Regions from separate parts of the Homo sapiens genome. Here region 1 is linked to region 2. A link is a contact called in ENCODE Hi-C or POLR2A ChIA-PET data. All regions are on one chromosome and are shown on one strand. Each heading gives the region's core, a stretch centred on a gene start or an enhancer-like site at or near the end of the contact. The rest is flanking DNA. Distances are from core to core; before and after follow the strand shown.

The links. A loop is a pair of places that touch in the nucleus more often than their neighbours do. ChIA-PET counts read pairs that join two places held with the same protein, here RNA polymerase II (POLR2A). Pooled maps may share reads with other maps.
Region 1: a loop to region 2 is called in a pooled map, with 5 times the contacts of the local background. The contact joins the promoter of SUOX here to the enhancer-like site in region 2. A Hi-C loop is called at or near these places in 1 of 50 pooled maps. POLR2A ChIA-PET finds 5 or more read pairs at or near these places in 2 of 52 experiments (A673 and WTC11).

What each region holds. Positions count from the first base shown.
Region 1 is chr12:55,993,624-55,999,141 of GRCh38, forward strand. It overlaps SUOX (sulfite oxidase), which reads left to right and starts at 3,653. Exons shown (of 5, transcript NM_001032386.2): 1 at 3,653-3,716; 2 at 3,992-4,100. RAB5B (RAB5B, member RAS oncogene family) reads left to right here. Exons shown (of 6, transcript NM_002868.4): 6 at 1-3,060. RefSeq lists an enhancer at 3,427-3,927 and a silencer at 3,513-3,702.
Region 2 is chr12:54,356,263-54,362,147 of GRCh38, forward strand. The region is part of intron 1 of GPR84-AS1 (GPR84, ZNF385A, ITGA5 and GTSF1 antisense RNA 1); the gene reads left to right. It also overlaps a transcript of GPR84 not described here. Among named protein-coding and RNA genes, the nearest start is that of GPR84, 5.3 kb to the right of the region's middle. RefSeq lists enhancers at 682-1,507, 1,508-2,332, 2,333-3,157 and silencers at 2,715-2,954, 2,965-3,034, 3,185-3,364. Within about 2 kb of position 3,414, at least 40 of the 41 ENCODE cell types and tissues checked have a DNase peak (open chromatin) inside an H3K27ac peak, as active enhancers do; they include A673, where a contact is called at or near this core.

The DNA.
Region 1 (5,518 bases), core at 2,403-4,902, 1.6 Mb after region 2:
CTGCCTCCCATCAGGCCCTGTTTCTTTGTTCCTTTGTTAATATCTTGAATTTAGTCCCTCCATCCTTAATCCCCCCATCCCTCCCCATCATGCAACCAGTGGTTTAATCCATGTACCAATAGGGGCTAGTACCACAGAGGCCTCCTGTGGTGCCCTCGTATCATACCACCTGTTCCTGTGGAGAGGGAATGACCGGCACTGAAGGTACCTTACAACTGGCTCATATTATCAGAGGACCTTGGTCCTTTCTAAATCTCTAGTCTCTCTTCATATCCTTCATCAGGTGTTTTAAGATGTCTCTGAGAAGCCATCAAGGCAAAAGAGAACTTTAAGTTCCTTGTTCCAGCCCGGAGTTTTGGGAAAGAAAGAAAGGAAAGGTCACAGTGACCTAGGATTGGAACCTTCCTGCCCTTTTGGCTTGCAGACTGCCTTCTATCCCAGAACAGCTGAGAAATCTATGAAGCTGAGATTCTGAAGGACCCAGCTTAGGTTCTTCCACTTAGGCCTCAATTCCCTTCCTTTTCCAGGGGCAGCCTTAGTTCCCATGGCCCTGAAACACACACATTTCCCCCTTCCTTTCCCAGAAGCCACTGGCCCCCCATAGCACCCAGTGCATCCTTTTTACAAGTGGAAGAACTAGGATGGCTTTCCAAAGTCTTCTAGAAATGAAGTTCTTTCTCTGTGCAGCTTTCCCCCTTGGAGCAGGAGTGAAGATGTTTCATTATCTTGGGCCTGGGAAACCACTTCCCCAGGCTTCTCCCTCCCCCCACCCCCATAGGAACAGGATTTGGCCTTAGCTTCTGGGCCTATCGGCTGCCTTCCCTCTACTTCCTACCACCTCTTCTGCCTTCCTTTGAGCTCTGTTGGGCTTGGGGATCTTAGTTTTCTTTTGTTTATTTCCCAGCTCATTTTTTTCTTCTGGTCAGTTTTTTTAAGGGGGGGTGTTGTGGTTTTTTGTTTTTGTTTTGCTTCTGAGAAAGCATTTGCCTTTCTTCCTCTCCCAACATAACAATCGTGGTAACAGAATGCGACTGCTGATTTACCGATGTATTTAATGTAAGTAAAAAAAGGAAAAAAAGAAAAGGGCATTGGAGTGTTGCTTTTTTTTATTTTATTGTTATTATTATTATTATTTTTGCTATTTGTCAGGTACTAGGAATTTGGAAGAAAGGATACCCAGTAATGTTCTACTGAATCAGAAACACACCTTTCCCTGCATCTTGATACATCTTTATTCCCTTTAATCTTTTCTTAAACATCTAGTTTAGAAAATAGCCCTTCTATTGCTATTTAATCACCCCTCTTCTAAGGCCACTAGATTGTTCATCAAATCAAACCCTATTATATCTTTTTAGGCCCTCTTAACAGAATGTATATGTGTAGGGTATGGTCTGTGGATCTTTGGGCCCACTGATCAGATTAGAGAGAGGGGTGCTATTTGAAGTAGTATACAAAAATGTATGTGCATATTTCTTTTTTTTTTTTTAATTGAGACGGAGTCTCTGTCGCTAGCCTGGAGTACAGTGGCACGATCTTGGCTCACAGCAATCTCCGCCTCCTGAGTTCAAGTGATTCTCCTGCCTCAGCCTCCTGAGTAGCTAGGATTACAGGCACGCACCAACACACCCAGCTAATTTTTGTATTTTTAGTAGAGACGGGGTTTCACCATGTTGGTCAGGCTGGTCTTGAACTCCTGACCTCGTGATCCACCCACCTTGGCCTCCCAAAGTGCTGGGATTACGGGCGTGAGCCACTGCGCCCGGCCGTATGTGCATATTTCTAGGATCCATTTCTATATGTTTCTCAAAGGGGTCCATGACCCAAAGGTTGAAAAACATCACTGAGTTAGTTTTCTTGTAGCTTCCACCTCAACGGGAAAATTTCCTCTGGATCTGCTCTTGACTCCTAGTGTACTTCAAACCCTTCAGTCCACCACAGTCTAAAGGTCGAGGGAAGGGAAATGAAATAGGATTATGTGTGGTTGCAGTAGGCTTTAAATTCCAAAGAATCTGAAGGTGGATAGGAAAGAGGACTGGTGCCAGACAAATCTGACATTCTAGGCCTGTCTCTGTCAACTTAACCAGCTGTGGCCTTGATCAAGTTAGTTAGTGCCTTCCGCCTCGTTTCTTCATCTGTAAAGTAAAAGCTGAAGATTAAGGTCAATTATGTAAAGTATGTGTGTCACACAAAAGTAGATGACACTATTAGGAAGGAGGCTTTTAGATAGTCCCTAACTGACTTCTCTGTATCTTCCTTTGGCTGAGACTTTTTTTTTTTTAGGTTGAAGCTCGCTTTCTCTCTCTCTCCCTCTTTCTCCCTCTCTCTCTCTCTCTCACTCTCTCTCTCTCCATATATATATACATATATATATATATATATATTTTTTTTTTAACAACTGGTAGGATAGGTTGGGCATTAGCCTTCTTCAGTGATTTGATTGTATACAGATTGAAATCCTTTCCATTTCCAAACACTTAAGAGCCAAAGCCAACTTGCCAACTTTTCACTGTCGGTTCCCTTACCTTATATCTCTTGGTAATACCCCCCACCCCCGTTCCCTGATTCCTGGTAAAAGCTCTAGTTGGAGAGCCGAAAGGAAAGGAAATGATCTTTCAAAATTAAAGGTGAACACCTTCACTTAAACTGATTAAAATTGCAGCTCCACCGTCCGGCCTCTAGAGGGCAGTGTATGGATACATTTGTCCAGATTGGGGGACTAGGTTTGATAAATTTTGTCCTGCATCAAATGACAAAAGGGTAATAGGAAATGTATTATATTTATGCCCCTTACTTTGAGATAAGAGACTACAACCTTCATACTTCGGGGTGTTAAGCTGCCATTGCTCTTGTTAAGGGGCAGTTTGTTTTTTAAGAGATGGGGTCTTGCTCTGTTGTCCAGGCTGGAGTGCAGTGCCGCGATCTTGGCTCAGTGCAACCTCGAACTCCTGGGCTTAAGCGATCCTCCCGCCTCAGCCTCCCGAGTACTGGGACTACAGGCGTGTGCCACCAAGGGGCGATTATTATTTTTTTTTTCTACGCAAAATAAAAGACGGCTATTCAGTGTTGTTGTTTCATTTTTGTTTGGGGAGAAATTCGACTAGCCCAAGGAATCTCAAATTCTTGGAACCACTATTTTAGGCATTTCTGTTATCATTCCTGGAATACGAGAACTAAGCGATTGACTTTGCTTTCCCTAAAAGATAAACAGGGTAGTTGTAGTTGCAACAGAGTAGATAGAGGTAGGTCTACCCTGGGTTTAAAGTGGAGATCACAGCCGGGGAAAACCGGACTGGATCCCGAGGCCTCCTCCAGGGAGGGGCGGCAGGGGTGTCTCAAAATCTCCCACCTGTCAGCCCAACTTTTGGATTCCTTGTCACCTTCCACACTGCCCGAGCTCCGGACATACAGCCCTGGTGCACAAGGGTCCCATTCTTTGCACACCAGGGGTATAATGGACTCCGGACTGTTGGCGAGAGTGACAGCAAAAAGAGCCAGCCTCTTCTCCCAGGCTTCTTAGCAACCTGCCTGTCTCGGCTCCAGGAGGCGGGTTCCAGCCAATGGTTGAGCCACCCGCTTCCAGCCAATGGCTGAGGGATAAGCTGAGGGGAGTGAGAGGTCACTTACTGCAGCCGGACATAACGGCGCTGGCCCCGCCCCTTCTCGAGAACTCGCAGAGCTGGGCTGGTAAAATTGCAGTGCTGAAGACACTGGACCCGGTAAGGAGACTGGGGGTGGTAAAGAAGCTGGGGAGGAAGGGCTGCTGAGCTGGGCAGCGGAGGGGGCCTTGGTGTCCAGCTGTGCTCCGAACCTCAAGGGCAACAAAACTATCAGTACCTGCCTCCACTCCTTCTGTCTGGGTGCTCTTGAGATCGCGGGGTGTTGCCGCAAGACCCTTTTGTGCCTGGATGCCGGACGTATGTTCCTACCTAACGTGCCCATGGGGAGTGAGGGGTCATCACCTGCACCAACGGGTGGCATTTCTGTATTACAGCAAAAGGCTGTCCCTCCCAAACCTGGGATTCTGGGCTCACTGAGTTCACCTGCGAGTCAGCCCTACCTGCACTGCTCTGGTCTAGTACAAACAGGCTGCTGGCATTGAGGTAGGTGGCAGAGAGAGTAATGGTCCCATGGCCCAGGGGCAAGGTGAAGACTGCTCCTATTCCCATCTCTAGGTTTCCTTTCCTCCCTACCCACGACCCACCCACCCCAGCACATTGGTCTCCAGCATCTCATCAGCAGTTTAGACATTTGTCACCCCTCCTCACTTTGGCCCTGCTGGGTCAGTGCTCTCTGTTCAGCAATTTGAGGAAGAAACTTGCAGGGCAGAGAGCAGAAAAATTACCTTCCTTCTCCAGCCTGCCCCTGACACTCTGGCCATTAACTCCTCAATTTGCTGAGCTCACTACAGTGGCACAGAGAAGATTGAGGTGGTCCGGGACCCTAGGTTGGGGTCCAGTTCCCAGCTGGGTTCAATTTTTTTTAGGGTGAATGGAGGGAGAGTTGGGGACTGAAAAGCCTTCAAAGACAATGTTATTACAGCAGTCTCCCCTTATCCAAAGTTTCCTTTTCCTGAGTTTCAGTTAGCTATGGTCAACCGCTTGGAAAATAGTTGAACACAGTACAATAAGATATTTTGAGGCTGGGAGTGGTGGCTCATGCCTGTAATAATCCCAGGACTTTGTGAGACCAAGTTTGAAGGATCACTTGAACCCAGGAGTTTGAGACCAGCCTGGGCAACATAGTAAGACCTCATCTCTACAAAAAAAAAAAAAAAAAGACCATGCATGGTGGCACACGCCTGTGGTCCCCGCTACTCAGGAGGTTGAGGCAGGAGGATGGCTTGAGCCCAGAAGTTTGATGCTATAGTGAGCTGAGATCACGCCACTGCACTCCAGCCTGGGCAGAGCAAGACCCTGTCAGGGGCAGGGGGAGGGGAGGGGAAGCCGGACAGTGGCTCATGCCTGTAATCCCAGCACTTTGGGGGCTAAGGCAGCAAGAGGCCAGGAGTTCAAGACCAGCCCTGACAACATAGACTCCCATGTCTACAGAAAAATTAGCCAGGCTTGGTGACACACACTTGTAGTCCCAGCTGCTGGGGAGGCTAAGGCAGGAGGATGGCTTGAGCCCAAGAGGTTGAAGCTTCAGTGAGCCATGATCGACACTTGCTCCATCGCCCAGGCTTTTTTTTTTTTTGAGACAAGGTCTTGCCCTGTTGCCCAGGCTGGAGTACGGTGGCGCCATCATAATTCATTGCAGTCTCGACCTCCTGGACTCAAGCCATCCTCTCATCTCAGCACTCCTCTCCCCACCACCCCGGTAGCTGAGACTACAGACAGGCACCACCATGCCCAGTTAATTTGTTTTTTTTTTTCTAGAGACACAGTCTCACTATGTTGCCCAAGCTGGTCTTGAACTCCTGGAGTCAAGTGATCCTCCTTCCTTGGCCTCCCAAAATTTTGGGATTATAGGCATGAGCCACCATGACTGGCCAAAAAAAAGTATATTTTGAGAGAGAGAC
Region 2 (5,885 bases), core at 2,164-4,663:
ATTTACCAAGGGCTAATTCTAGCTCTAGCCCCTCTGAAAAAGTCTTCTTCCCTAAGATCCCCAACTCCCTCCTGAGAGGTACAAGGAGCAGCTGGTCCTTTACAGTAAATACACTATTGGCCCGAAATTGTCTCTACTCAGCAGACAGGGTGTGTGCTTGAGGAGAGGGAACAGTATGATCCAGGAGTTTCCGAGAAACCAGACTGTATATCTTTCAGTGGACAGCTCCCGCAGCTTCTCTAGCTGCCCTTGGAAGCCCACCACCAGCCCCTCTAGAATCTCAGTGTGTCAGAAGCCTCCACAAACCCAGCTCAGAATCTTTCATGCCCCTTCCAGCCCCTGGCACCCAACTTCCTGCTTCTTGCCTTTACCCTATTGTCCTGGAAGACGGCTGCTAGAGTTACCTCCGAGTGAGAAGACAGTGGAAGGATGAGAAACTGAGGGATCTGGGAGTTACCAATCTACCAGTTTCTCACCACAATCCCACCAAGCATTCCCACCCGGGTCTGGTGAGGGAAAACTTGTGGTCTCTCTTAAACTCCTCTGCAAGCTGAAACCATTCTGTCAATTTCTGATGCAAAGCCCAAAATTGGAAATTTTAGTGGGAAGGGGTTGTGGATTGCAAGAGAATGGGAGAGGACAAAAGAATTGGGTGGAGGGGGGTGGTGTGGGCACACCAAGTAAGGAAGAAACAGGAAAGGGGAGAAGAGAGCATGTCTTTTTTCCTCAGTCCCCCTTCCCCCAGTTGAAGAGGCAGATTTACAGCCTTGGTTTGGAGAGGGGGTGAGCATAAGGAAGACAGATCTGCAGTTCTGCCCTCTGAGTGTCTGGGTACTTAGCTTTAACTCCCCCATTAGCATCAATCCCCATCTTGCTGCCCATCCGTCTTCTGACATCAGCTCCTTCCCCTCTCTGTAGCCCAAGCTTTCTGACCCTAAGTGGCTCTTAAAGGGCCAGTCTAGACCCTTCCCTCCCTCCTGCCACTCCAGGCAGCAGTCTAGTGTATGTACGCATGTGCATTGTGGCCAGCCTTGCTAAGGCCATAGCGGTTGGAGGGCATGGGGGATGGGGGCGATGTGTGACTCTTCCCCAGCTCTGTTTTCCTTAGGTCTCCCTTATATTATGGACCTCCATCTTTGTTCACTACCCACCCAAACCCAGAACAAGCCCTTTCACTGGGTTGGGGGGTCACAGACACATGGCTTCTAGAGCTGAGGGCTGCAGAAGGTATGTGGATCCATAGGCAGATCCACCACCCCTTCTCAATTTCCTGGAGGCCCAGAGCAAGGGATGTCAAGAAGTATTGGCTGTTTTTAATTCTCAGCAGCAGTGAGGGTGGGCAGGTTGGAGGCCAAGACTCCTAGGAGATGCCCTGAGCCCCACATTCCTAGCCTCCTTTCCCAGGGATCCAGGCTGTGGTCTGTGGAGGTGGGGGATTTCAAATCTTCCTTTCCTGTGAGGATGGTGACAGGCCAGAGAAATCTGCCTCTGAATTTTCTGGCTTATCTCCCCTATTCCTCAGCAACTGAGCTTAAGGGGACAGGGGGGAAATGGGCTTCTCCCCACCTTCTGCAAAAATGTTGTAACTGCACACTAGGGGCTATACGAATGCCAGGATGCTTGGAAAGTTCCTCCCCTATCTGCCTTCAATCCTTTCTGCTGCAAAGCTCTGCAGTCCTCTGAGGGGCTCTACAGGATAGTCAACCCCTCTTCCTGATACCTGAAACCCATTCCTCACCTCCGTCTGTGCTTCCTTCTCTGGCTCAGGAGGAGAGGGAATGTGTGGGTGGGGCCTTGGGAAAATGGCCATGTTAAAAATAGGAGCCCCCAGCTGCACCCCCCAGTGGACCCTTATTTATCACCTTCTAAATCTCACTCTCAAAGAAGCATAAATATTCCTAATTCCTGAAGGCCACCCTGGACTCATAAATTTAACTGGGGAGGTGGGCAAGGGGAGGAGTGAGGTGCATGGGATGGGGAGCTTACTGCAGCCTTGAGGAAGCAGAATATCTCCTGGGGGAGGCGCCTGACTCGTCTGTCCCCTTGCAGACGCCAATGGGTCTTCATAGGGGAGGAGGAGGAGCCTTTCTGTCAATATTTCCGTTGGGGAGTAGTCTTCTCTCACGGCACCTTTCCTCCCTCCCCTAAAAACAAACAAAAAACCAAAAACCTACCTTCCTCCTGGTCTTTCCCATTAGTTCTCTGTCGCTCTCCCTCTCTCTTTTCTTTGCTATTACCTTCCAGTTGTCCTTTCCTGCTTCTCCCTCTCTCTCACCTCCCTATTGCGCCTTTCTCTGTCTTTGCTTCTCTAATGCTTTTCCTTTTCAGAGCCATTGTGTGAAAAGGAAATTTCCGTCTCTTATTCAGTCTGGATAGTGAGATTTGAAAAGTCCCTCTCTCGATGCCCGATTTCCCTGCTTCAGCCCGTGTGGCCCCTCAAATGTGTCCTTTCTCTTCATCTCTCCTTCTTTCTTCTCGGATCTTGGACAAATTACCCAACCCCCCATTTAGCTCCTTAACCCTCTCTCTCTTCCCCTGCCTTCCTTCTCTCCTCAACCTTCCTTTCTTTCTGTCATCCTTTTGCCCTCTCAGTTTCCCCTTCGTTCCTCAGCTCGGAATCCTCTCTCCCTGTTCAGTCTCCTCTGCTCTCCCTGTCGGCCCCCATCCACACCCCTCAAACTCGACTCCTCGGCCCATGTGTACCCTCAGACCCCATCATCCCTTCAGTTCCCGTTACCACCACACCCCAGTTTCCCCTCCCAGTGGACGAAAGAGAAGGGAGGAGGGGGCCTGAGGAACAGGTAGAGGGAGCGCCATTCCTTGAGGGGAGGGAAAGAGGGGAAAAAAGCGGGGGAGAGGAGGAGGGACGCGGCGGGAAGGGGAGGGGAGGGGCATCCTCACTCCTCACTCCCTAGCAGCTGCACCCCCCTCCCCGCGGCTGCTGAGCCATAAATCAGGGCCAAGGTGGTTTGGCCAATGGTAGAGTGACTCGTAAATCGGCCTGTCAAGCTCAGCCAATGAGAGGCGGCGTTAAATCAAGTTCTGTCAGCGCTTGGCCAATGAAAGGCCCTGGGCTGACCATAAATCTGCCTGTAAGAGACAGCGAAAGAGAGAGAGCGTGCGAACGAGCAAGAACAGCCCGGGCGGGCGACTGGGGAGGGGGCGGGGGGAGCGCGGCAGCGGGGATTGGAGAGACGAGCTTAGGAGAAAAAAAAAGGCGATAACAGAGGTACAGGAGATGAAGACAGCCTACAGGAGAGACGGACAGATGGAAAGAGACAAAGAGAGGCAGTGAGAGATAGCGTCAGAAAGTCAGGGATAGAGCTCGGACTCGGGCGAGAGACTGACAGAGATAAAGAGACAAAGAGAGACAGACAGTGACTCACACTCGTGAGCATAAAGGGCCTCCAAACACACACACATCCCGAGACACGCATGAGCAACGCACCACGAGGGACCCAGTGCATGGCCTCACTCGCCAAGCACAACCGCAAGAGAGAGAAGGCCTCAAGAAAGCCTGGCTTTTCTTCAGTTTCATTCCCCTCATTCAGCCCTTATTGAAATTAGGGGCTGGGGTGGATGTGTGGGCCGTGGCGGGTGGCTGCTTTTTTGCTAAGATCTGTCCTCTATGGTCTTAGACCCCAGGATTTCCTTCTGTGTCTCCTGAGTTTTTTTTTTTTCCCCCCAGCGACTGATAATTGGGAAGTCCTTTCTGAGGTCTAACCTCAATCCCTATTGCTTCACCTTTCTACTTGACACCGTTGTGATTTGCCTTCTAAGGACATGTAAAGTGAATCCTTTTACAACTCTTCAGAGTTGTCAACTTTCAGAATCTTAGAAGGTCTGAATAGGAAGGACAGTTAGGGATCATCTGGACACTTGATCCTAGTTTTAGAAAGGCGGATTTGAGACTCTGCCCTCAAATCACGGTCTTACAACGTACTAGGCATTCGGCCTTGGACAAATTACTTAACCTATTTGTGCTTCAGTTTTCACATTTGTAAGAAAGAAATTATAATAGATACTTCATGGTAATTTTGTGAGGATTACATGAAATAATATATGTACAGGGAACTGCACTGGGCACGTGTTAAGAGTGTACCCCGCACCCCGCTTTGTACAGATGATAAAATCTGAGCCCCAGAGTGGTCCAGAGATCTGCTCAAGTTCCGAGAGCTAACTATGAGAGAGCCTTGACTGAAACCTTTGTCTCTACACCCATAAACTGTTGTTCTTCATTGGTCCAACAGTTTACCTGGACCCCTGCCTTAGTAGCCCCAGCTTGATTTGGTTTAGGCTCCTGTGACTTTCGTGGAAGGAGGACAACCAAAAGTGCATGTTCCATATTAGGAGTCAGGATTCCTGGACCCTAGAAGTGTGTTGCATGTGAGGGTATCAATCTGTCCACCCCAACTGTGGTTCTTTCTGCCCTTAATATCTTCAGATTTTACTTTGTTCTCTCAAACCATGGACTTGGGGGAGGGAGGGGACAACATGCAGCCAGAGCATTAAGGTCAGCATGACTCACATTCCATCCCCAGTGCCACCCCAGTGCCCACACCGCTACTTCCCCCAGCCCCACCTCAAGTAGACAGGAATATCTCATGAATAATAAATGTCTCATTCTTCACTTTTCTTCCTAAGCTTTGGGGGAAAGGGAGGGTGAAGATCCCTGGGTCTCTACTCCCTGGTCAGGGGTCTCTGGATTCCCAGTCCTGCCTTGTGTCCTCAACTGGGAAGCCAGAAAGGAAACGCAGAGAACCAGCGTCACCTGGTGGCCACAGGTGCTTTAAGGATGTGTGTAAGCACGCACATTGTGACAGGATTTGGTCATTCTGGAGGGAAGGAATGGTATGGTTTCCTAGCCTGGCCCCTGAGCCCTTTTAACTAGAGTCTTTGTTTTCCTGCTTTCTTTTTCTTTTCTTTTTTTTTTGTTTGAGACAGAGTCTCGCTCAGCCACCCAGGCCGGAGTGCAGTGGCGCGATCTCGGTTCACTGCAACCACTGTCTCCTGGGTTCAAGCGATTCTCCCGTCTCAGCCTCCCGAGTAGCTGGGATTACAGGCACCCGCCATCATGCCCGGTTAATTTTTGTATTTTATTTTATTTATTTATTATTATTATTTTGAGACAGAGTTTCACTCTTGTTGCCCAGGCTGGAGTGCAATGGCGTGATCTCGGCTCACTGTACCCTCCACCTCCCGGGTTCAAGCGATTCTCCTGCCTCAGCCTTCTGAGTAGCTGGGATCACAGGCATGCGCCACCATGCCGGGCTAATTTTTCTATTTTTAGTAGAGATGGGGTTTCTCTGTGTTGGTCAGGCTGGTCTCGAACTCCTGACCTCAGGTGATCCACCTGCCTCTGCCTCCCACAGTGCTGGGATTACAGGCATGAGCCACCGTGCCTGGCCCATAATTTTTGTATTTTAGTAGAGACGGGGTTTCACCACGTTGGCCAGGCTGGTCTTGAACTCCTGACCTTAGGTGATCTGCCCACCTCCGCCTCCCAAAGTGCTAGGATTACAAGTGTGAGACACCCCACCAGGCCTGTTCTCTTGCTTTCATAAGTCCAGATGACAAATGCAAGGCAACTGAGGGCCTGGGACTCAGGTGAATTAGCCCCATGGGCAGGACCCTGCCAGGGCAGCTGGAACCTTTTTCTGCCTTTGCCTTAACTAAGCTCAGTTCCATTTCTACAGACCAAGGAGTCCTCCTCCATGACCATTCCCTTCGCACAGAGTGAGGGCTGGGGGACTGGTCCCACTGGAGTAGATATCAAAGCTGGATTATAAAACTTTTTTGAGCTGAATAAACTTGTTTGTAGGGATGGCGGATCCTGGCAGCAGTGGTTAGGGGCAGAGGCCATTTCTGGGAAATTAAACAAAAAG